Linked DNA regions of Mus musculus: regions 1, 3, 4 and 5 are each linked to region 2. A link is a loop called in an ENCODE intact Hi-C map of the cell type or tissue named here. Cell type or tissue: gastrocnemius. All regions are shown on one strand.

Region 1 (5,000 bases), 93 kb after region 2:
AGATCAGGCTTCCCATGAGCTCACGAGGACAGTACCAGTACCCAAGAGAATCAGACTGAAGTGAAAGCAAAGCAAACAAGGCCAGCCCACAGCAAGAACCTAAGTGCCTCCTCCAGCTCTGGCTTGGCAGAACCAGCCCAGCGTCAGCAGTGCAGTCTCTCCCCACGGGAAGGGCTTCTGCACCAATTCACAATTAAAGTCTTTTTTTTTTCTTCAGGGCTGGGATCACACCCAGACTCACATGTATTCTAGGCAAACCTCTACCATGGTGTCACACCCATAGTCCTAACTCCCTTCCTTCCTTTCTTTCTTTCTTTAAATTTATTAGATATTTTCTTTATTTACATTTCAAAGTTCCCTATACTCTCCCCCCGCCCTGCTCCCCTACCCACCCACTCCCACTTCTTGGCCCTGGCATTCCCCTGTACTGGGGCATATAAAGTTTGCAAGACCAAGGGGCCTCTCTTCCCAATGATGGCCGACTAGGCCATCTTCTGCTACATATGCAGCTAGAGACATGAGCTCTGGGGGTACTAGTTAGTTCATATTGTTGTTCCACCTATAGGGTTGCAGACCCTTTCAGCTCCTTGGGTACTTTCTCTAGCTCCTCCATCGGGGGTCCTGTGTTCCATCCTATAGCTGACTAATGATCATCCACAAAACCCCTTTTCCATCAATGCTCAGAACAGCACTATTCTTAATAGCCAAGAGGTGGAAACAACTCACATTGTCTACTGACTGGGAGACATTAAACAGAATGTAACATGTCCACAGGTCGGAGCATTAGTTTCCATCAGAGAATAAGGCACTGACATGACACAAGACTTAGAGAACATCATGAGAAGTGGGAGGAGCCAGCAGAGGGACCACAAATTCTGTGGATGCATTTACAGGAAGTGTCCAGGATAAGCAAATCTGCAGAGACATGGTAGATTAGTGGCTGCCTGTCAGCTAGGGGTGGGGACAATGGACTGAGAAGTGATGGTTAGAAAATTCTTTATCTAGTGATTTAAGGATTTTTAACTTGTACTACAGTAATTACTATAGTAATAGCTGCTCAGTACTCTGACTGCATCTCTAAAAATAGTAATACTGAACTGTGGGCTTTAAATGGGTGATTTGTACAGTATACAAAATATATCTCAATAGAGTTGCTTTGTAAGTAAAAATAAACTGTGTTTTCCAAGGAAAGAATCCCTTCCCAGAGCTCATGCTGCCCTCCCCTTCGGGGCCATCCCTGTACCTAGGGACGCTAGAGGGTGTAGAGCTTCGGGGCCAGCAGGCTGGTGCAGTAGGAACTGTCAGCAGACATTCACGGGAGGGAAAGCTGGGGGTACAGAACAGTACCTACAGGACATGGAGCCTCTGTGCTGGTCATACTCAGACCAGACTGCACTAAGTCCACAGATTTGATTCCCCTGAAAACACTGTAAACTTCTTGCCATTGTCTTATTTAAACTCAACAGCTTATTGAAACCTTGAATGGTAACAAATTAAGCTAGAGAAGAAAATCACATCTGTAATTCCAGTACTCACAGGATTGGGAGTTCAAGGACAGCCTTAGCTACACAAAGTTCAAGACCAGTATGAACTATGTGAGACCCTGTCCTCGCCACAAAATTTAAAATGAGAATGACAAATCAAAACGTCCACTTTGGACTTTGTCCTGGGGGCATGCTCTGAGCAGTCACTTGACCCTAAGGAGGAAGTCCCTGGCAGCTGGATGCTGCAATCAAGTCCTGGTCACCTGACTCCCAGGACCCCCAGCTCCCACACTGCAGTATAGAAGCCTCAGCTCTACTCCTCGAGCCTTGCTAGCAAGCAGAAGTGGTCGAACTTGCTGTCTGAATTCCAGAGGTGCATCAGGAAAAGCTGACAGGGCTGCCTTAGCAGTGTTAACAAGTGCAGGCAGGAGCAGCCAGCCAAGGCCAGTCACAGTGGCTTCTAGGATGATATGCCAAAGACAACACATACAAAAACAAACACAAAACAGAAGAAAAAACAAAACAAAACCAAAAAACCAAAAACTTCACATGAACAATCAAATCCTTGGTTTGAAAACTCCATCTCAAGACAGATCTTTATTCACCACCGAAAAGCAAAGTTAAATAAAACTGAAGGAAAACCAATCTTGCCAGGGGAGGTGGCACATGCCTGGAACTCCAGTATCTGTGAGGCTAGGGCACAGGCTGCCAAGTAGCACTACAGAGCCAGACCCATCTCAAAGAGGAGAAATTAAAAATAATCACATCTGTCAACTGGACACTACCTGCTTCTGCCGTTGCCATAAAACCCTGAAGAAAGGGAGACTAGTCCCATAAAGTCCTACAGAACCCACAACTCCCTATTCAAATAAGTTACAAGTGGGCAGAAGGACAACTATCTTAACTCAAACACAACAGTACTGGGGAAGAAAGCAAGCTCTTTCTTGGGGATGGGAGAGCAGAGCCACCAAGACCAGGGAGAAACACTGCCACCAAGTGGTGACAGGCTCTCCAGTCACCCGAGGTTGCCTGGTCTTGATGTGGCAGCAATCCCAGTTTTGGAGAACTCACATGAGTCTGGCCTGTGAGAGGACAGCCTGGGTACTTAAGAATCTCCCCAGAAGACCAGGGATAAAGTCCATATGGTTGAGTACTTGCCCCGCAGGCATGCAGCCCTTAGTCCAACCTCCGCACTAAACAACACACAACACAAAAGCCAGAAAGACAAGCTACCAGCACCAAAAACCACCACCACCAAAAATCAGGCACGGGGGCACACCTGTGGCACCCCGGCACTCAGAAGTGGAGGGAGATTCGAGAGTTCAAGGGCAGCATCAGCTATACAGTGAGCTCAGGGGCAGCCTGGCTGACCCAGTCTCAACAATGAAGTCCCCGTGCCCAGTGAAAGACAAGCACTCCTGATCAAGAGAAAATGCAGAGATGGAGACGGCGTTTGCATTATTTCACTTATGTTAGCCATTAAAATCTCCCCGAGGTAAATCAATTTTTGAAAACAAATCAGCCACTAAGTGCTTCCCACCTTTTGCACAGTAACACAGAAGTCACACCGAAGATCCCTTACGCGCTTTAGTCTGGCCTTAAACGTTTACTTCTTGGTTCATGTGCTATCTAACCTAAAGTTCTTCAGGGTTTAGGCCGACCCAGCTGTACTCATAAGCCAAAACAAAACAAAACAAAACTCTCAGCCTTGGCTTTACTGGACTATATACTCACATAAAGGGCTTCAAGTCAATAAATCACTCTTATTTATGCCAAAAAGAGTTTCCTTCCCCTTTTCAAAACATGTCAAAATCTGAAGGCATCTATTGTTGGTAAAATGCACACTGTGATATGAAATACTTAAATGAAAAGAACTAAATGAAGGCTAAAACTGTTCCCTGGCACAAACAGAACAAAAAGATTCTCTCTGTTCCAAGTGGAGAGCTGCCTAAAAATTATTTCATAATGACAAAGAGTTCTCCTTCATATGGTACGCTGAGAAAAGAAACTAAAGGGCACGCAGCACAGACTAGCTAGTTAAGAGCTGGTTTCCAGCATCCTCTGCTGTCCTGACAATGAGGAGAGAGCCCTCGACAAGGAAAGCAGACTTGTGTAGACAGTGCATCTCTGGAACACAGCACTGGGCAAAGCCTGCCTGCAGAGGATGCCAGTAGACCGCTGCTTTCCCAGGTCCATGTTTACCCGCTTACTCGGTATCACTGTTCTCCAGTGCACCCTGCTTTCTTACACACGCATCCTTCTCATAAAAGGTCACTGGCAGCTCAGTGGTGAGCACTGGCCCAGCAGGCCCTGTCTTCGTTCCTGCCACCACAAAGAAAACAAGAAATTCATTGAGAACCGAGATTATTGGAGGCTCTTGGACCTTGGAGAGCCCTGAGTGTAGACTGCAGAGGCCCAGAGACTAGCTAGGCCTGGAAGACTCATATCATACCCACTGTGGCTGCTTTACTCTATGCCCTAACTACTCAAAATGGGCTATTCACAGCAGTATCAGTGGGAAAGAAAGCCTTTCAGAGACAGAGCTTGGGATGCAACTGGTCCCACCTCAACAATCCACCTTTCAACAAGATCACCAAAGGACCCCAATCTCATGAAAGCTAGTGAAATCCACAGACAAAACCACTTAAGAGACAAGTGTGTGCATAACTTTGCCCAGGGACAAGTGTACTGCCACCCACTTGTCTGTGGTAGGGACAACAGTGAGGCTCTGAAGACCAGAGACTTAATTCGAAGGTGGAGCATCGCTGTCCTCTACTCAGAGAAAGCAGTGTGTCTGCGTGCCCTCCGCCTAGCCCTCGGATGAGCACACTCCGCCTGCCACAGCTTCACTCTGATTTACTAGCACCTCTGCCATACCACCCGGGACAGAGTGAATCTTTACCAAGTATGGTCCTTCCAAGTGCTCAGTGCTGAGAGCCCTCACCCAGAGAGCCAGTGGCTTCCCTGGGTTTCAGAGACAACAATGGTAAGCAGCCACTACTGTGTGGGAGTACCAGTAAGCCCTGGGCTTCATATTTCAGCCACCAAGCAGCTTTTAGCATCTCCCTTCACAGTCTCTGTTTGCTTCGCTGTGGAAACACTTGTCTCGTCACAGCTGGATAGAACTTGGTTTCCTATTTATACAACTTTGCTTCCACGTGGTGAGTGCGGCATTTCATTTAACCATCTGAGATGTACCAACCCTTTGTAGGCTCAGGAGCAGTGCTAGCCCTCTCAGACTTTGCTAATTTAAACTTGTCAGTCTCACAAAACTTCAACTAGTCACTGCTGAACTCAGAAGGGGAGGGGGCCCGCCGGAGCACAGCTCAGTGGTAGAGTAGCTGCCTGACACGCGCAAGGACCTGGGTTCTATCCATAGCACGGGTGGGAGGCAGACACATTGAAGATGTTTCCTTAGCTTTATTAGACAGTGCATTTGTAAGTACAGTGTAACCCCTCCTTAGATAGGTTTCTTCAACACTATCTCACTGTTCACCCTCTAGTTCCCCTTGGTTT
Region 2 (5,000 bases):
AAAAACCAAACCAAAAAAAAAAAAAAAATAGAAAACATCTTTCAATGCTTCAGTGTCCCCAAGCAACTGTGGTGATTTTTTATTTTATTTTTTATTACTTTACTTTGGTTTATTTCCATTTAAATAATAAAAAAAATCTGTCTGTACTAAGTGAATTCTCATCCTTCTGACTGAATTGGTAAACCTCAGTGACACTGTGGGTGAGCTAGGACTGACAAGATGGCTGAGGAGGTGAAGACACCGGTCACCAGGTCTAACAGGCTGGGTTCTGTAAATCCGCAGGGAACAAAGAAGGAACCAACTCACTTGGGCTGCCCTCTGACCTCCACCCTGAGCCTTGGTGCACTGTTTGAAACTGATTTGTAACAGAATATCTACTAAAAAAGTTTAAGGTTACTAAGTAACTATAAAACTAATTTTCATTGAGCTAATCTGACAAAATGGCTTTAGACCAAGAGTAGGGCTTGTTCCCTAATTGAGTAATTAAAACTGATTCCTTCTAAAACAGAAGACCCTCTGGAAATGGAGGAAGTGTTTTAGGCTGAAGCGAACTGGTAGGAACTGAGAGGATCCCCAAACATGCATAGTGGAAACTCATTCAGGGTTCTCCGGCTGACTTCAGGCAGGGAGAGTGCTCCAAATCCCTTCCAAATGTGGGTCTGATTTCCCTGGAACTGGAAAATCGCCTTTAACATCAAACTGATCCCTTTGCTCCACAGTCTCCCGTTGAAAAGGGAGACCATTCCGACCAACCAGCTTTTCCCAGCCCCACCCCAGCTCCCACAAAGGAACTTAGTGCCGAATCTAGCACAGACCTCCTCTCCAGGGAATCCCAGAGGCTTGTGGGGTGCAAGAGTATAGATTCCAATCTCTGTCATGGCTTCATGGACCTCACCCACAGCACTTACAAAGTCATATGTATGTGCTATGCTCAACTTAAGTGGGATCTGTCCATATTTTCACCAAAAGGGCATCGATTCAGATTTCCCAAGACCCTCGCAATCTCTAAGAAACTTCAGTTGTCCATGGTGTTTTCCATTGGCACATCCTATCTGTACTGGCTAATTTTGTGTCAACTTGACACAGCTGGAGTTATCACAGAGAAAGGAGCTTCAGTTGAGGAAATGCCTCCATGAGATCCAGCTGTGGGGCATTTTCTCAATTAGTGATCAAGGGGGAAGGGCCCCTTGTGGGTGAGACCATCTCTGGGCTGGTAGTCTTGGTTCTATAAGAGAGCAGGCTGAGCAAGCCAGGGGAAGCAAGTCAGTAAGGGACATCCCTCCATGGCTTCTGCATCAGCTCCTGCTTCCTGACCTGCTTGAGTTCCAGTCCTGACTTCCTTGGTGATGAACAGCAATGTGGAAGTGTAAGCCGAATAAACACTTTCCTCCCCAACTTGCTTCTTGGACATGATGTTTGTGCAGGAATAGAAACCCTGACTAAGACACTATCAGCAGACGATTAACTAATTGATTTGGAAGTCAAAATTAAGTTTATACTGATTCTTGGCTGAAGGAACCCTGGTAATGTTTCCTGGCACCTGAGTTTACTTATCTGTAAAATGGGTTCATTCCCCTCTCCAGGTGGTTTCAAAGGATAAATGAGGCAGTATAGATACGGTACTTATTAAGGTACTTCTCAGAGCCAGGCCTGGTGGCTTGTGCCTGTAATTCTAACACTCCCAAGTCATCCTGGCTACACAATGAGTTGCTGGCAAAGCTTGAACACTATACAATGTAAGTATAGCATACCTCAAAACAAAGCAGCGACAAATTCCAATGGTTGACAGGAGGTGTAAAGCAATGTTTATGAACAGCAGCTGTTGTTCTTCCGGCCGCTGCTGTTGAAGAAGAGGTCACAGGGACCCATCTAGGAGGGTTTCAGAAAAGAGGACACAAACTGGTTAATGGGAAGGCCCTGCTACAGATCCCTGTCATTGGATACTTCCCACAACAATGTGTAGCTTAAGTAGGATCAGTCACCTGGTGGTCAGATGTTTCCAAGTTCCTGGGGGTGAGACCGTGCTCTGCTGGGGAGCCCAGGAACGCAGCCTGATTTCCTGGTTCAAAAATCACACCTGTGAAATTCTATCCAGGTGGGAAATTCTTCTGCCCTGAGACTCCTGAAGCCATGGTTCATTATCAAGATATTTTTCCAGGTCACTCTGAGGTCACCTCCTTAACTAATACCACAGTCTGGGAGGATAGCCACCCAGGTCAGCTTCAAGGGCTTTTGCCTAAAATTCCACAGTAACACCTCTTTCATTGACCGTTTACTATGTACCGGTTACAACACATATGGCGATATGGGCATCTATTTAAGACTCTCCAGGGTCTAGCTACAAAAATCTCTAGCAAAAGACCAGAAACTCAGGCGTGGCAACTAACCCAGTCAATCATCTGAGAATACAGCCAGCAGGCAAAAGACCCAATATTCCAGGTCTTTCTGACTCTGGTGCCTGTTACCATCAGGCTAGATGCCACTGTTAATGCAATATTCCTCTCCCCTGTCACCTGTGTTTACACTTGTCAGGGAAGCAAACAGGGTTTAAGAATCTCATTTTTCTCCCCCGCTGAGGACACAACACAGCCTGTGGTCACGAGTCAGGTCCTTCATGGCTCTACATTCTCCAGAATATTCTCCAGCCTTTCTCAGATCACGTCATATCTGCTCAGGACACAATATAATAGCCCATATTTCCATTTCTCTAGTTTGGCTAAGTGGCCACGTTTCTGAAACACCTGGTTGGAGCAAGAGTGCCACCTGCTGGAATATCTGGGTCACTGCCAACACTAATTCCTCCAGGCAGAGAGGGCAGGCCAGCAGGATGGGTTTCAGGAAAGCGGTGTGAAGCCCTTACTTCCTGGACACGTTCCTGGACAGCTCCAAGAACTCACTCAGCAATGTACAGGTCCAGATTTCACGGAAATTACCAGGGATTGCTCAAATACAGGTCTGAGAGTTTGAGTGTGTTCCTTGGGTTCAAAGCCCAGGCCTGGGATCAGGAAGATAGAATGCAGAACCATGGTAGTATAGGGTTGTAGTCTTATCTTTCTGTAACAATTTAAAATGTTGCTTGTCAGAATCTTTTGGTATTCACTTTGATGTTTTCAAAATAGGGCTTCGCTTATTTACAGACTTTTTGGAGGCACCCCTTTTTTCTTTTTCTTTTTTCTTTTCTTTTTTTTTTCTTTTTTTATTTTTTTGTGCTCATATTAACACCTCTCCTCCCCATCTTGTGCTTGCCGGATAAAGTCATCCCTGTTCCCCATCAGGCTAAGGCCAAACAGGGGGCTGCCAACCTGGACTGGATGAACAGCTAGCGGCGGGGTTGTCTGGGAAATGTTGAGATTTTATGAAGCAAGTATGTATATTTTCCGCGGTGATGGTTTATCATGCCCTGACTAGTCTCCAGGAAAGCCATGACTTTGTAAGGAGTAGTCTTTACAAAAATCTTCAGGCTTTATCAAGCAAACGGAAGATAGCAGTGGCTATAGCTGTAGAAACAGCATGGTCGCCCTGACAGAGACCCAGGCATTTGCCAGTGTGCATTGTTTTTGGACGCAGGTTGGTTAGGGGAGTGCCTCTCCCAGATAAACAGATTCTCAGCAGCGTGAGCCACTTCCTTCTTTGTCCCTGGCTTGCTGCTGCTTCCAGTCATCTCAGCCCTGTCACGGTTCTCAAGTGCAGTTCTTGGAAAGCTGCAGCCTCCCCTCTGGAATACCCGCTCATCCACCGAGGGCCTTGCATTCTCCTGCAAGATCATTTCTGTGCCAGCCTCACTGTTTCCTGGAAGCCCTGAGCATTTCACAAACACTCCTGGTAGCAAACATCCCCCCCCCCCCCCCCCGCCCAAATTGCATTCCTATTTATCTATCTTCCTCACAATATGGGGGAAGACTTGGGAGAGCAGGCTACTAACTGTTACTCATTTTGGAATCCGTAGCACTTAGCACAGATATTGAAATGTCTCAATGAACGAGTAATTAAATTTTGATTGAGGAAACAATCACTTATAATATTTTTCCCTAAAAACATTCCTTGGCTCTTTCGGCAATATATGAGCCTTGGTAGGGTCGATTGAAAGACAGATTTCACCACCATTCTTAACATTTCTTGGAGGTGTGAGTCTCTCTGACAGTCACAGTATGTGGGTGGGGCTCAGCCCAGCTTGGCCTCTGGAGAAGTAACTGACATCCAGACCACTTTCTGAGCATGCGCAGTGCCCACTTAGCAGTAAATGGCTCCAGGCAAGCCATGGGTTTTGCTGCTTTTTGTAATTCCTCATTTGCCTCCACCCATGCTCAGAGCAAGCGAGAGAGGAGAGAGAGAGAGAGAGAGAGAGAGAGAGAGAGAGAGAGAGAGAGAGAGAGAGAGAGAGAGAGAGAGCCAATAGGGGAATTCACAGGAGAGAGTGGCCATTGGCTGAAGCCAGCTGTCGCCTGGGAACCCCACAGCTTTATTGTCAAAGACCCAAACAGGAAATTGGTTGACCCAACTCACTTCCGCATCAGGATATAGAGAGCTGGATTTCGTGAGTCGGACCCGCTAGCTTTACTCTGTTTCCTTTTGCTAGAACAAAATTCATAAGAAATCGATAAGATCTCGGGGTGACAGCTCCAACCTTTGCTTCTCCCACACACTTCAGAGGAAAGCAAGCTTGAGGCAGGAGGCTAACCCAGCTGGTTTGCTCCCACCATGAGTTCAAGGCTGCAGGGGAAACACAGGGCTGAGCCCCATAGGGCTGTGGTTGTCACTGAGTGATCACCCACTTGCCCCAAACAACAGAACATGTTCCTGTGTTTGGCAGAATGGAATTCCTTACTCTGCCTTTAGGTCCTCCTGGTGTAGCTGAGCCTGTACAGTTTCCTCACACTGGATTTTCTTGTCCCAAAGCCACTGAGTCACGGGCAGCCATTCACACCACTTCTCAAAGATGCGGGTCAGCTTCCAGATGTGGAATCAGAGGACTCCAGCTGTGGGTAGCAGGGATAGTTAAA
Region 3 (5,000 bases), 220 kb before region 2:
ATAGATAGAAACCATACATGTTAAACATGAGTGTGTGATATGATCATATACACAAGGATACATATACTCCCATATAATATGTCTAGATTCAGAGTTCCAGGAAACTTAAGAATAAATGTGCTCTTCATTAAACCCCAGATTCCCATTTTAACTTCTATTTTTTTCCCAGAGATTTATTTATCTCTATTTTATGTGTGTATGTGTGCCTGCATGTATGTCTGTGCATGTGCAGAGTGCCCATGGATGCCAAAAGGCATAAGATGCCCTAGGACTGGAGTTAGATGGTTGTTAGTGTCAGTGTAGGTGCTGGGTACTGAGCCCAGGTTCTTCAGGAGAGCAGTCAGCAGCTCTCAACTGCTGAGCCGTCTCTCTTTTTATTTTAGAGGAGACCCATGTAGCTAAGCATATTACCAGCACTTGGGAGCAAGACTATGAGTTCAAGGACAGTCCAGGTTACACATGGAGTATAAAGCCGGGGGAGGGGGAGGGGAGACAGAGACAGAATGTGAATATGAGATGCATTACTTAGTTCTTAGTTGATTAGCTGAGACCATACTTACAGGCCTTTGTTTTTATTTTTAACCCTTTCCATGGACTTTTGCACACATATAACCATTCATTTGTGCAGGTTTTATCCAGCCAGTTTTTAAGAAAGACGTTTCGACCATATGGCTTTTAACTGTTCTTCCTCAAACTCTGTCTGGTATGCTGATATTCCCAGGGGGCTGGGTTTAGCTTATCCGTCCCCCTTCTTCTGAGCTGACACTGGGTGGTCCTCCAGCCGTGTCTGTCCTTGGGGTATCAGCAGCAGCTCTGGTTTGTGTATTTCACACATTCCCCTTCTCTACCCCAGTCCAGGAAGCGAGATCCCACCCTTGGCTTCCTTTAAAGCAGTTGATTATTTTTCCACAGAGATGGCATCCGTGCGTTATCTCACCTGGACATCAGATCTATGTCCAGATGGGCAAGCAACCTTTTATTTGTTATTATTTTAGATTTTTTCATCTTTAATTTATTAGATCTTAATTTTAGATCTTTAAGGATGTGATCTGCTACCTTAGCATCCCCCCACCCCCACCCCCGACCAGCTTGGGGAGCAGAAACCTTCACAGGCTTCACAATCGTCTGCTTCCTGCCTTGCTCACGAAGCCTGAGCAGCCGCCAATGAGGGTCTTAGACATTTGCTCCCTCGGTAGCTCAGCCCAGATGGTTTGTTTTCATTCAGCGTTTCTACTTCCGGTTTCTGATTCTTGGCCGTTACATCAGCAAGCAGCGCACCCGTAGAATCTGAGTGTATGTAGGGTTCTCGCTTTAGCATGTCTTCCAGCTGGCCCCTTTTGTGTTTCTTCTGTAGAGAACAGCTCTTTTTCTCTTGAGGAAAGGAAGGAAGATTTTGCAGTAAGAAGCTGGAAAAACTCCCCACCGAGTCCTGAGTAGCGGGGCCCTCTCTGAGTGCTGTGCCACTCAACCTGAAAGGCAAGGGCTGGTTGCCCCCAAAGGAAAGCTAGAGAAGAGAGAAACCCAGGCTTTTTAAAGGTTGATTTCTATTTCCTCTGCCCTGAACTGGAGGGCAGAAGACTGCAGTTTTCATCATAAATTAGACTTCATTTAATAAGTGCTCGCATGGATCTTAGCCTATGTACAAGACATGACTGCTTTGCAAGCTCCTCACGTTAATTCCATGTCAGAGTTACCTTCAAGAATAGTGCCAATCTCTGTATTTTACAGATGAGCAAACACCCATAGCTGAGTGACTCTGGACTCACACAGAGTCAATCAATCATATGACAGGAACGGAGTTGGGAGACCAGGTATATTATGTTGGTCAGACCCTATACCCTAGCTGCTATCTGCTACACTAGGGAGGGCAAATGGTCACCAATCTTTTATTTCCGTAAGGGACAGTCAGTGTCTCCAGAACAAACATCATATTTATTTTGTCTTTGTTCACAACAGATTTGATTTAAAAGAAAAAAAAAAAAAAAAAGGCCCACAAGAATCCACAAGGCCACATGCTGTGCTCCTGATCAGATGTCCCATGGGAGTCTTTCCTCTCTCAGGCAGGATCAGGTGGGCTGGCTTCATGGTTCAGGGCACGCTGGCAGTGTTTGTGTCACTTTGCAACTGTGTGATTCTTGTCATTCCCCTTTTAAGTGTGTCGTAAGCTTGGTGGCTTTTTGTTTTGTTTTGTTTTGTTTTTCATCTGTCTGCAAACCCCATTAATGCTTTGAGAGTCACACCCTTTTCAACCAAACATACTCAGATGCCGCACATAAGTTAGAAAGTGACCTTTACCCATGAAAAGGATTTTGAATCACAGGAAGTTCACTATCCTAGGCAAGGAAAAAAGACATTCATCTTTTTTTCCAATGTAAATCATTTCCTATGAAGTGCACTCTGACTCTAATGAAGTTCTTTAAGTGGGGACTAGGAAGATTCCAGAAAGATTAGAGAATCACATTTGTCCTGGTCTCCAATTTCCTCTGAAGAAGTCTGCAGGGTGGAGAGGCAGGTGGAGGTTGAGAGTCCTCAGAGGAAATGGCCAAGGGTGTTCTGGGTAGTTAGTTAGTACTGATTGGATGTCAGCATGGGCTGGACTCCTGGTAGCAAGGTTCCAGAGTTCGGACTGGGTTCCATTCGTGGACCTTGACATCAACGTAGAAAGAAATAGAAAACTAAAAATAGAAAACAAAACCTCACTGAGCAAGGCACAGAGTTAAAGCTGTATGGCTTTGTGAGACTCTTCTTTAAAGGTAAATGTATAAGTGACGTATGGACTGAGCTGAGATAAAATTTATTTCTCACCATGTATTATGTTCTAAAGCAGTGGTTCCCAACCATCCTAAGGCTAAAACCCTTTAATTAATAAATGAAATAAAAATAAATTAATAAAACACATGTTGTGGTGACCCCACAATCATAAAAATATTTTCATTGCTACTTCATAACTGTAATTTTGCTACTGTTATGAATCGTAATGTAAATACCTATGTTTTCTGATGGTCTTAGGTGACCTCTTTAAAAGGGTCATTTGACCCCCAAAGGAATCACAACCCACAGGTTAAGAACTGCCGTTTTAGAGAGTCTGTACAAAGCTACTCTACGAATAAACCTGCCACAGGCATACTCTCTCCCTTCTGAGAACTTAAACTGTAAAGCAAATGATCGTTCTGAAGACTCTAAAAAACATGTAGGGATTTTATCTATATGACCTGGAGAGTAGCAGAGAGGTTGTCTTTGTCAGGGTTTGTGCAGGATTCCTGGACAAACATCATGACCAAAAAGCACGTTTATGAAGGAAAGGATTTATCCAGCCTACACTTCCACATTGTTGTTCATCATCAAAGAAAGTCAGGACTGGAACTTAAGCAGGTCAGGAAGCAGAAGCTGATGCAGAGGCCATGGAGGAATGCTACTTACTGGCTTGCTCCCCGCTGGCTTGTTCAGCTTGCTTTCTTATAGAACCCAAGACTACCAGCCCAGGGATGGCACCACCCACAATGGATCCTCCCTCCCTTGATCACTAATTGAGAAAATGCCTTACAGCTGGGTCTCATAGAGGCATTTCCTCAAGGGAGGCTCCTTTCTCTGTGATAACTTCAGCTTGTATCAAGTTGACACACAAAACCAGCCAGTACAGAGATCTTCTTGGGGGATACTGGAGAAGGGTCAGTTACAAAGAGAACAGGTGACTGGAGTCGTCTCATTGGTGAGGGTAGATTCTTGAGGTGAGGTCAAGGCACAATTGTGAAGACAGAGATCAGAGTCTAGAACAATGGAGCAGTGGGTGTTCCAGCTTTGTGGGCTGGGAGAAGAGGCTGATGCAAATGTTGCTGATGGCTGACGCTGGCAGGAGAGAGGGAACAGGCTACAGAAGGGAAAGAGTGGATGAGACCTAAGTTGACGCACTAGATGACAACTGACCCAGATGAAACCACTGGTGCTCTTCTTTAGACTTGTTTGGTATTTTAAAGTTATGACGTCCTCATTTAAAAAAGAAAAATCAAATTTCTGTAGAAAATCAGAAGACCAGAGTGAGACCTGTGAGCATGTAATGGTGGTTAGCCACAATCAGCTGAAGTCTGAATATCCCTCGATGTCCCATTCGGCAGTCACTAACACAGTGAGCTTTTGCGTTAAAATTCCGTTGAAAATTCAGTCTCTCCCTTGACAGCAGCCATCAATCATCCCACAGCGGTATATCACCAATGTCTGCAGCACACACCATTATCACAGAGGGTTCTATTGGACAGAGACTTTTTAGACCCATGCTCTTACTGGTCACCCTGGCTTGCAAATCCTCTGCCTCCTGGAACCTCACTGGCTGTACGGCTCTAAAACTAAACTTGGAATTGAAACGTAGCTGTCATTCCTTGAATACACAATTGTGTGTGACTGGCTTTTGTTGTTGCTTGGTGTTTTGTTTTTAAAGGTAAGCAGCAATGTAAGAATTATAGAAATTGAGAATAGAAGAACCTTATGAAGTTATTAGAGTAGAAGTGAGAAACTAAACAAACAAACAAAACAAAAAACAAAACAAAACCAAAAAAACATTCATCTGATTACCCCCTAGACAACAGTTACGAGTACACAGGGTGTTAGATGGGACGAGCCACAAGGGCCATGTGTTACTAACAACTTTTACAAGCAGTGAATAACTTCCCAGGTCAAAGCTAGTATTCTGTCAGGAGAGAGAAGGAAAATCCTGATTTGCCAGTGATTTAAGCCAGCCACTAGCTTTGATTTTACATCAGGTAAGCATTAATGACTACGTAATTTGCATAGGCATGCACAAGTATTAAATATTCATTGTAACCTTGACCTCTCCCCCCTCTCAGACAGTTTTCTCTGTGTGACCCAGACACCTTAACACGCAACACATGCACACACACAAACACACACACACACAACTTGCAAGAGCAAGATGCAGATTCCAGGAGATGGAAGATGGGAGCATAGCATCCCTGGATGTGCTGCATATGAGCAAAAGAGGGATCCAA
Region 4 (5,000 bases), 120 kb before region 2:
AAATTCACGGGCTCTGCCATAATTCACGGGCTCTGCCATGTGAGTAGCACCTACAGGTGCCTGAGACCCAAGCCTGTACCATTGGAGAAGCCAGAACTAGCGCAGCTTCCAAGCCTTGAGGTGGTCTCAGGAAGTCAACGGGAGAAGTCCTGTGCTGCTTGCACTCAGGGTGGCCCTTTGTCCTGCTTGCTGAGTTCTCCTTTCTCAACAGAAGCCAGCAGCCAAGCCTGGCTCCTTCATGAGATTTTTTTTTCCTCCCTTGGATGCAGCAGAGACCTCTTTCTACAAGTCCCAGAACTGTTTTCCCGGCTTTACAAACGAGGAAGCATGAATCTCTGTAGAGAAGCCTGCAGCCACTGGTTCTAAATGTTGAAGGAGAAAAATGAATGTATTCTTAGCCTGGACCTGCTAAGGACAGACCATGCACTGACACTTCCTGCCGGGTGCACCTTTCCTCCTCTTGCACACATGCTCCCCCTGCTGCCGGAAGCTGGAAGTGCGCCCGTGGGTGGGGCTGCGAGGACCACCTTAGCCCATGTTAATGCCCGCGTCAAAAAATTCCAAAGGAGTGACCAAAGACGAAATCATAGTCTTAAGATTCTTCCAAAGGTTCCGAATAAAGCTTTTCTTTTTCCATATCAGACATAGGCTTTGTAATAAAGGATGAATGTACACCTCCGTACCCTTCCTTAAAGGGTTAAATGAACGCAAGGACTTCAGGGTTAGAGTCGGTCACAGTTCCAGGATTTGATGAGCCTCGGCTTCTTTACCTGTACTTTGAACACAGTGACATTGTGCATCTCACAGCATAATTGTGGAACACATCCATGAATAGGAGTGTGCTAAATGTTATAACATAAACAAAATTACTGTGTGCTGTCTCTTCTAACATCCTCTTTCCCTCTCCTGCCTCCCCCTCCTTTCCCTCTCCTTTCCTCTTCTTTCTATCCCAGCTCCTCTTTCTCTCCCATTTTTAAAAACATATTTAAGTGGACATTATTTTGAAGCAGCTTAACCCTCCCACACCCCAAAAGGAAGGAAGGCAAAGAAAGTTCAGCCACAAACCGGAAGTAACAGAAAAAAAAAAAAAAGCCAACCCGTATCTCTGGCAAAACAGTAAAAAAGTGAAAGAAAGAAAGGAAGAAAGAAAAAATAAAGCAGTTTTAGGCTTTCGGGAGATCAAGTTCTATTTAGCTAACATGGGTTGCCAGCCTGGCTTGACCCCCTAAGTAGGGGGTTTTAGAGATGACTGGATAATTCTTGACCTCCGTTTGACCTCATAAATAGGAATTCTCATTCGGCATTGTAGGAGCTCTGGAGCTAGTAGGTTCCTGCCTTTTTAAATGTAGGTCTCTCCTCCTTTTCGCCGGTGGCAGTGGGCGGGCATGGGCTCGCGGCAGGGAGGGGCCGCCACGCCTGCGCCCTCCTGGGAGCCGCCCTGCCCTGCTGCTGCTGCTGCTCCTGCGGGCAGCTCAGGGCCCCGCTGGCTCCCTCCCTTCCTCTAGCAGCTCTGCCACGTGGTAGATTGGCTACTTCTGGGAATGTGAGAAAGCACTCCAATGAGGGCCATACCAAGAACTTTACAGCTCTATAAATTGTGTTAAACTTTCCTTACAAGCGTCTGTTTAGAGGAGACGAACCCTTAGATATTCTCTATAGCACAAGAAAACAGGGGCGACGGGACCAATCAGGACAGTGCTGGCTGTTGTGCTTGCTTAGTTCTTGAAAATGTTATAGCATTCTTTTGTCTTTTCCTTCTTGGGGGGTGGGGGGTGGGGGAGCGGTTTAAGGTAAGGAGGGGAGGGTCTAAAAAAGATGCGGGTGAACATCACCTCACCAGCTTTCATGGAAGTTTCTGCCCTAGGACTGAGGAAGAAGACAGCAGCCTTTCTGGCCCTGAACTTCTCCAAGTAAAGTGCTTGGGGAAAGGGGACCTATGTCTCTCTTTAGAGTAGCCCAAGTATATGGTACAGTGACATGGAATCAAATAAACGCATTCTTAAGGTTGGATCTTGCCACGACTTAGGCTGTGTGTTTTGAAACCGCTTAGCCAATGACCTCCCACTGTGCATGTGCAATGGAAACCTCTGTGTGTGTGTGTGTGTGTGTGTGTGTGTGTGTGTGTGTGTGTGTGTGTGTTGACCATGCGCCTGTCAACAGGAGAAGTCAGCCTGTGGTATTGATGGGAAGAGTGAAGAGGGCAAGGCCACAGAGCTGGTTTCCTGGGAAGGCCAGCCTAGGTCAAGGTCTGAATGCCGTATTCGGTACCAGTGATGATGGGTCTGCCAGCAATCCTTCATGGTAAATTAAACAACTGGCATTTGAAAACATAAGTCAAAATAAACATTTAACCTATTTATTATGTATTTATTTTACAAATTACACTGGGTGTGTTTCCAATGCAAAAACACACACACACACACACACACACACACACACACACACTCGGGTACCCTCTTAAGTAGAGAGCACATTTTAAATTAAAATTTTATTTTAATAGGTCATTTATTTCTACAATTCAAAAGTCAAATTTTAGAACACACTGTACCTGAAAGGTCTTGCCTAAACCTCCCTCACATCATCTGATTTCTTCAGGTTCTTTTTTTCCTTCATCGATAACCATTTTTTTAAATGTTACTTGTTTATGAAATTCTTGTAGATTCAGAGCCTGACCGTAAGTTGAGTCGCACACGGTTATGTTTTGAATTGGGTCTCTTTAAGTGGTATCTGGCTGGCCTAAACAACCTGCCTCTTGCCGGGGACCCCCAGGGACCACCGAGGACCCAGGAGATGGGCTACAAGAAAGAGAACCTGAGAGTTGAAGCTGCTATAGGGGAATAGGGTGACTCCATATGTTCTTCAAGAATCCAGCCAGACGAGGCTGGTTCGTCGAGTGAGTCCTGGGATTCTTGCCTGCTACTGATGGGAGTTGCTGGCTAGCTTCACAGGGAAAAGCTGTCTCAGGGGAGCTGCAAGGAAGCCCGGGACAGGTACAGGTCAGATCACACAGATCCAGCCCTCCCACAGCTTAAGGGTTTGCTCGGAAGAAAGAACCCCATACAGAGCTGGACTCTCCAGAGGTTCTCCAGCTTGAACAAGGCCGATCAGCTGGCAGGCAGGGGTAGGCTGCAGAATCAGCTTTTTGTCTTGTTTGGACTTCTGCCAGGTCTGTTGCAACAAAGTGCAGCCAAGGGCAGAAGTTTCCCATTTTGGGGGTGATAGATGCTGGAAAGCTGAGAGTCTGTGCACGTCTGAGGCTTGAGAGTGATGATCTGTTCCAGAACTTTCTCCTTGCCTTGTACTTACTTGTCTGATTTCTGTGTCTTCACCCTTTTGTGTTTGTCTGGATTCCCAAGGCCCTGGACTAGGATCTACCCTAAGTGCTTCATTTTAACTTCACCTTTGTAAAAAGAAAACACAAAAGCACCACTTATGAACAAAGCTACATTCTTGAAACATTGTTCAAAAATTACTTATAAACAAAGCTACATTCTTGAAACATTGTTCAAAAATTTATAGAAACATCTTGCATGGAAGTGAGGATACTATTGTGGTTTGAGTGTGCCTCCCCCTCCCCCCCCCCCAATTTCATGTGCTGAGAGCTTTCCCTCCATTCATTAGTTGGGGGCATTGGGCTTGATACTAGATCATTAGGACAAGAGAGTGCTGCACTGCAGGAGTGGGTTACTAGGGCAGGAGTGCTAGACTTAGTAGAAAAACACGACTGGCCTCTTGTTCACATGGCTGTTCCCATGCAATCTCTAGCTCTTCTGCCTTTTGCCATAGAATGACCCAGAATGAAAAGCAGCCCTTGATGAAATACCTTTATCAAGGAGTCCCTGGCCTCTAGACAGTGAAAAAAAAATCTCTCTTCTTAAAAGCTGCACAGTCTGAAGAGGACAGTGGTGGTTCATGCCTTTAATTCCAGCACTCCGTAGCTAGGGAGGTAGGAAGATCTCTGAGTTTGAGGCCAGCCTGGTCTATAGGGTGAGTTCTTAGACAGCCAGGGCTTTACAGAGAAGCCCAGTCTTGGGGGGGAAAATTACCCAGTCTGTGAGGATTCTGTTAGAGCAGCACAAAATGGACCAATAGACTCTAGCCTTTACTTTTTGCTTATTGTTTTTGGGACAAAGTCTCATTTCATAGCGCTGCTGTCCTGGAATTCACTATGCAGACCACGCTGGCCTTGCGTTCACAGAGACCTACCTGCCTCTGCCTCCTAGTCGATGTTTCAAACCAGATTGGAACTGGAAGTCCTTTTACCTCTACCTCCAAAATGCTGGGTGTGCAGGCATGTACCACCATGGCTGACTCGAAAGCTATTTCTCAAGAGAACACAACTGACATCGCTGTCACCTCTTTGTACCTTTGACTGTGTCCACCTGCCTACAAAAATGCTGTCCTCACACCATTCTATCATGAAAAACCAAGCCACACCAGTCTGGGAACATGTCCCGTTCCTCATCTGTGTGACACGAGGGAGGCAGTGTGAGACCCCGGAGTGTGATCACTCATTGTGGCCTCTGTATATGAAATACAGTATGGTCTTCATTATGGAGAATGGCCCTGCGGTTCCAACAAATCTTTCATCTTTATAAAATCCCAGGTAGGGAAGCTCTCCCTCCAGTCACAGTCCTCTATGCCTAGATTCTATGAAACTGCTTGTGACTTGGACTCAGGTTTTCTTTACCTACGCTTTGAGATAGAGACTATTCTCTAAGGTCTGCCCGGGCCTTGGGTGTGATGGCCTTGGATTAATTTTTTTTTTCTCTTTGTTTCTGTTAAATATGGCCTGGCACCTTTCCTGGGACGCTGTGACAAACACTTCAGACCCATTTGTGTTGCTGGGTGTGGCTTTGCCTGCACCTCCTCCTCACAAGGTGAAAACAGGAGCTGAGTGCCACTGGAGGGAGGGATTCTGCTCCCGGAAATCCCCCATGGAGCCAATTCCGTTCCAAATCTTTCTCAACACCCAGAGGAGAAGCACAACAGCTGGTAGC
Region 5 (5,000 bases), 480 kb before region 2:
AGCTTGCTGAACTACCAGTAAAAATTTACCCCATGCTTGAGCTCTGTTCTCAAATCTAGAGACTTTCTGATCCGTTGCTGGATATGGGTTTTGACAGCAACTGTTCCTATGCACCCAACTAATTGCTCTCTTTTCCTGAGCACAGGGCTTCATTCTGTTTTGCAGCCTCCCTTGCAGCTATGTTCTCTGGAAAGTACTGGCTAAGTTGCTGAGTTCCAGGCAAAGGGTGATGGTGAGCTATGTGCCATGCCTGTGTCTGATTTGCAGAGATCTCTTCTTTTTGCCAGCTTGAAGAAGATCAGGGATTTCTACCATAGGTGTTATGGGAGAGAGAAACAGATTCTGATTGTTGGAGCAATGTTTGCCATAGCTTTGTCCTTGCTGCTCTTCCAAGTAACCATAGTGAAACACTGAGGCCAGCAGTTTAAATCCTGGCTCTACCACTCATTGTAGATCGCTTGGCATCTCTGAAAGCAGTCTTCTGATCTGTAGACTAATCATGCTGACTTCACAAGGGGACATAAAGTTGGAACCGTGGAGGGGGATGCCTCCCCAAAGTGCCAGTCAGCTTTGTGTTACTATAGCAACTGTCTGTGATGGCTACTTGTGAAAAGGTGCATTTGACTCCTTGCTTCTGAGGTTCTGCTCTACAGTCAGCTGAGTTTGGGCCTATAGTGAGGCAGTACATTGTGGTGGGAACCCACAACAGAGTAAAAGTTCTTACCTGATGGTAAGGTAGACAAGGGAAAAGATGGGCAAACTCCCAGTGACCTGAAAACTCCCACTAGGTCCTACTTCTTAAAGTCTCTATCCCTTCCCAATAATCCCACAAGTTGAAGATAAAGCCTTTAACTCACTGAGTCCTGGGGGCAGCCATATTCAATCCACAGCAATGAAGTTAGACTTTTAAAAATCAACTCTGGGTGGCTTCCACAGTGATTTTCCACCTGACTGACCTCTGAGATTTTTGTCAGCCATGAGTCTCCTTCAGCAGTACTGCCAAAGCCTCCTCCTTCTTGACTCAGAACACTAGCCCATGTTCTTGGGCCACTCCAGGATGCTAATTGCGCTCTCTCTCTCTCTCTCTCTCTCTCTCTCTCTCTCTCTCTCTCTCTCTCTCTTCAATTAGGGAGAGCATCCCAGTCCCTGGCTGTGATGGTGAGTGTTCATTGTCCTGCTGACAGCATCTGGAATCACCTGGGACAGGAGACCCTGGGCGTGCCTAGGAAGGCTTATCTTGATTAATGTAATAATCAATTGATTGGTTGATTAAGAAGGCCCATCTTCTAACTGCAGACAAGACAATTCCCAGGTAGGGGATTTTGAACTGCATACATGGACTGGAGCAGCAGCCTGTTTGGTCCCTCTGCTTTCCTGATCTATGTATGTGATGTGAGCTTCTTTCTTGACTTCAATGGAACCCTTCAACAGTGAGCAGAAATAAGCCCCTATTCTCTCAATTTCTCTTGTCTCACAGTAGCAGCAAAGCAACTAAGAGGCAGACTCACAGTTCTTCCCTTCTTTCCTTCATCCGCCCATCTGTTCATCTATCCCTTCATTCAAGCCCATCTGTCTGTCTGTCCATCCATCCCTCCATACAGTCAATACTTATCACATGCCCATTGTGTCAGGCACTGAGCTAAGATCTGGGCAGACAGAAACAGAAACAAAAGGCTTCTCCCCACTCTCTCACCCAGCGAGTGTAAGTGGAGAGGCTAGCTAGTGCTCTGGTGGGCATGTGGGGAGAGTTCCGGCTTAAGGAATGTCAGAGATGGCTCATTGCAGGCTTAGAAAAGGCCTGGCACAAGTTGTATGTCTGCGTGAAATTTTTCCACGCAAAATGCTCAAAAGCTGTTCCTGCCACACCATCGCCATGGCAAAATCTACCTTCTAGGCTTACCTGCCTGCTGCACTGTTTGGACACAGTGTCACCAGCCTGTCTAAAGCCTGCTCTGCTATCTGGGGAAGACCTGAACCCTGATCTGTTTTTCTTTGCTAGCAAGAGCGTGAGTGACTTCCTTCATCCCTTTCAAATGATGGTAAGGCTCCGTGATCCGAGCCAAAGCAGGAGTGCTTCACAGCTGAGTCACTGGACGTTGGTTGATGGACGATATTACTTGTGTGCTCTGTTATCTCTGCTGGAGCCCTCTCAGCGGCGCCTCCCTATTGATGACTCCTAAATCGTTAGAATTCCTCGTGGCCATGAGAGTGACCCTTGGGGGTTCAGACAGGGGAAGAAAGATTTCTTTTAGATGTCATTAGTCAAAAAAAAAAAAAATGTGATGATGCCATTCATAAAAGCAACCACCAGAGCATGCATGGGTAGCACACTCCTCTCTCTGGGTGGAGTACTCCACTTAGTATTGATGCAGCCCTTCCTCTAGTGTCCGGGACAGTCTTTCATTTACATCTTGCAGGTGTTCTGAGAGATAGGCTCTAACTTCCATCCCAGTCTTTCAAATAAGGATGGTAAAAGACAGATTCAATAACCCAAAGTCACAAGGAGCCAGGATTTGATGTCCCAGCCTGGCTCACAATGTCCCAGCTTTTTCCTCACTAAGCTTCACTACCATAACCAAGGACAGGAAGAGGAGCCATGGAGAAGAGGAGGGAGGACCTTAAAGCCCAGCTCTTGCTAGAGTCCTTGTTTTTTCCTGGGTCTCCAGCAGAGGGCACCCATGACTTAAATTATGTGGGTTCCCACTTGGAAAAAAAAAAAAACCCGGATCCTAAACCTTCCTTTGTCCATTAGTCTTGAAATATTTCTAGCGTACTAACTGAAGGAAAGATCCATGGGAACAAGTAAGTTGATGTTTCAGAATATTTCTTGGAGGACTTGAAAAGGGGGCATTTAACCAAGAGCCTAACAAATGAGGCTTATTCCCAGACACTACACTAGGAAAGCCTGCTCCCCATTGACTTGCAAACGCTTGACGGTATGGAGCAAAGCCCTGTGTTTAGTAGGGTTTGGGGCATTCAGCCTTCCACACCTGTGTGTTAGGGAGTTTTCTTTCTAGGGGTATTTGTCACATCCTTTGCAGGAAATTACCTCAGAGGGACAATCCTGGAAGGCCACACTGGAGGTCAGATACAGAACTCCCCCTTGCATAGAGTCTCTGTGAGGGGAATCTCTGCATTTCTTTACCCTTTCGGTACACACAGTTAACAATGAGTGTGATCTGTTTTTATTTTATGTTCACTGGTGTTTTGCCTGCATGTACATCTGTGTAAGAGTGCCAGATCTCCTAAAGCTGGAGTTGCAGCTATAAGCTACCACATGGGTGTCAGGAATTGAACCAGAGTCCTCCGGAAGAACAGCCAGTGCTCTTAACCAGTGAGTCATCTCTCTAGCTCCCTCTTTTTCGGTGTTCAAGACAGGGTTAGTCTTTGTGGTCCTGGACCTCTGTACTAAGCTGACCTGAACTCAGAAATCAGACTGCCTCTGCCTCCCAAGGACTAGGATTAAAGCCGTGCGCCACTCGAGAGCTTTTAGGGCAAATGGGCCAAGTTTTTTTTCTGGTTGTAAGAAAGTCCCGCCAACCTTCTGCACATGACCCAGCTACTCTGAGGAGACCTGATAATTTTGGGGGATCCTCAGCAGTCTGTCTGCTATAGTGTACTTGTATCCTATGAAGCCCATGTACGAAAGTCACAAGGTGATATAAGGTACTGAGGTCCTGAACGGGTGGGGCCGTGGTGTCCCGCCTCTTCTTGCTGGAACAATCACAGCATGAACCATCCCCATGACCACAGGTGGGCAGATACCAGATCTGTTAGTGCCTCGGTCTTGAACTTCCAAATTCCCAAACTCTCAACAACATATTTCTGTTGTTTGTAAAGGGTCTAAGTTTGCGACATTTTATTGCAGCAGTCAAAATAGACAAAGACACCCCCAAAGTGACTCCTTTTCTGTGCATCCTGTGACATAAGAAAGTGGACTCAGTGTTAACTCACAGGCTGCCCTGGTGGCAGCCTCCAGCCAGGGGCTAGGTTCAGAACTTAGTTCTTCCTCTTGTGGGCTCATCAGCAGCCCCTGAGCAGCCTGCTTACTGGCTCTGGACCACAGCTTCCTCACTAGCGAAATGAAAACAGTGAGCTTCGCCCTCAGCATGATCCACAAATAAGGTAAGGATCTGAGGCTTAGTGGGGGACGCAGGGCAAGCACTCTGTATGCCTCAGCGGCTGCATCTGTGCAAATCAGGGCTCCATGGAAAGGAACTTTGTCATCTCTCATTGCCGAGGTCTTCACTGATGTCCCAGCAATTTCTTCTACTCTGGGTGACACGACCAAACTTCAGTCTTCCCCAGGGAGCATGACACCCCTCCCTCTATCTTTCCCAAATGCAAACTCCCCCCACTTCTGGGTGGTGTAGAAATTCTGCTCACTGGAGTCAGGTGCCTAGGCACTTGTCCCTCAGAACCGACCAGCTTGGAGGTCAGCTGAAGTTCAGGAGGGCCTCTGTTCTAGTCACTGTTTATAGATCTGCCAGAGTTTGTAAGTCAAAGGCCCATTTGGGGCCTCCAGAGCCAAGGCCAAGAGGGCAAGCACACAATGCAGCCCTTCTTTGGAGGCCTTGTTTACCTTCCGGGAGCAGGCAGGGTGTGGCAAGAACTTCTGGGTGGCGAGAATTACAGGGTGTGGTGAGAATGTTGGGTGTGGCTGCCCAGGCCAGGCCTTGAAGAAAGCTGCCAAGCAACAAGGCAGGGGACCCAGTGGCCCAGGTCTGACTGACTGTGGGGAAGTGGCTGGTGGTGTCTGCTGAGGCCTGGCTCTGCGGTAGAGTAACTAATGCCCTGACTCCCTCACTTGCCAAACACAATAATAGGGTAACAGACCAAGAAGGTACTTCACTCAGCATGGCCCTCCATAGCTTTCCTGTCATGTTAAAAAGTAAGCCCCAGGGGGCTTCGTGAGAGTCTTGGTGCCCACATTAACTATTTTTTTTTAAAGATTTATTTATTTTATTTATATGGGTACACTGTTGCTGTCTTCAGACAGA

What was found. Peaks named below come from ENCODE experiments on the same cell type or tissue, not always from the same donor. Only the 100,000 strongest peaks of a DNase experiment are listed, where the experiment ranks them.
Region 1: it touches region 2 in a loop (3.0-fold over the local background); 16 of 42 quality-filtered maps call a loop at or near these places.
Region 3: it touches region 2 in a loop (2.3-fold over the local background); 8 of 42 quality-filtered maps call a loop at or near these places.
Region 4: a loop joins it to region 2, with 5 times the contacts of the local background. A loop is called at or near these places in 22 of 42 quality-filtered maps.
Region 5: a loop joins it to region 2, with 13 times the contacts of the local background. A loop is called at or near these places in 31 of 42 quality-filtered maps.

Annotation. Positions count from the first base shown.
Region 1 is chr5:64,286,921-64,291,920 of GRCm38, reverse strand. All of the region lies in intron 14 of Tbc1d1 (TBC1 domain family, member 1), which reads right to left. Among named protein-coding and RNA genes, the nearest start is that of Gm38634, 32 kb to the right of the region's middle. In gastrocnemius, a CTCF peak has its summit at 2,478 (motif pointing left); DNase peaks (open chromatin) are centred at 98 and 2,496; H3K27ac peaks cover 3,244 bases.
Region 2 is chr5:64,380,396-64,385,395 of GRCm38, reverse strand. It overlaps Gm43837 (a long non-coding RNA gene), which reads right to left. Exons shown (of 3, transcript XR_003955925.1): 2 at 1,752-1,869. Among named protein-coding and RNA genes, the nearest start is that of Gm43837, 4.9 kb to the right of the region's middle. In gastrocnemius, a CTCF peak has its summit at 2,765 (motif pointing left); DNase peaks (open chromatin) are centred at 3,333, 3,671, 4,233, 4,429 and 1 more place; H3K27ac peaks cover 3,176 bases.
Region 3 is chr5:64,596,369-64,601,368 of GRCm38, reverse strand. The region is part of intron 3 of Gm3716 (predicted gene 3716); the gene reads left to right. Among named protein-coding and RNA genes, the nearest start is that of Gm3716, 12 kb to the left of the region's middle. In gastrocnemius, no CTCF peak of the experiment used is centred here; DNase peaks (open chromatin) are centred at 1,206 and 2,042; H3K4me3 peaks cover 864 bases; H3K27ac peaks cover 3,469 bases.
Region 4 is chr5:64,501,831-64,506,830 of GRCm38, reverse strand. It overlaps Gm52815 (a long non-coding RNA gene), which reads right to left. Exons shown (of 3, transcript XR_003955927.1): 3 at 1,051-3,400. Among named protein-coding and RNA genes, the nearest start is that of Gm52815, 8.6 kb to the right of the region's middle. In gastrocnemius, no CTCF peak of the experiment used is centred here; DNase peaks (open chromatin) are centred at 481, 1,404, 2,817, 3,097 and 1 more place; H3K4me3 peaks cover 1,496 bases; H3K27ac peaks cover 3,393 bases.
Region 5 is chr5:64,864,494-64,869,493 of GRCm38, reverse strand. No RefSeq gene overlaps it. Among named protein-coding and RNA genes, the nearest start is that of Gm31889, 13 kb to the left of the region's middle. In gastrocnemius, a CTCF peak has its summit at 2,661 (motif pointing right); a DNase peak (open chromatin) is centred at 2,665; H3K27ac peaks cover 1,884 bases.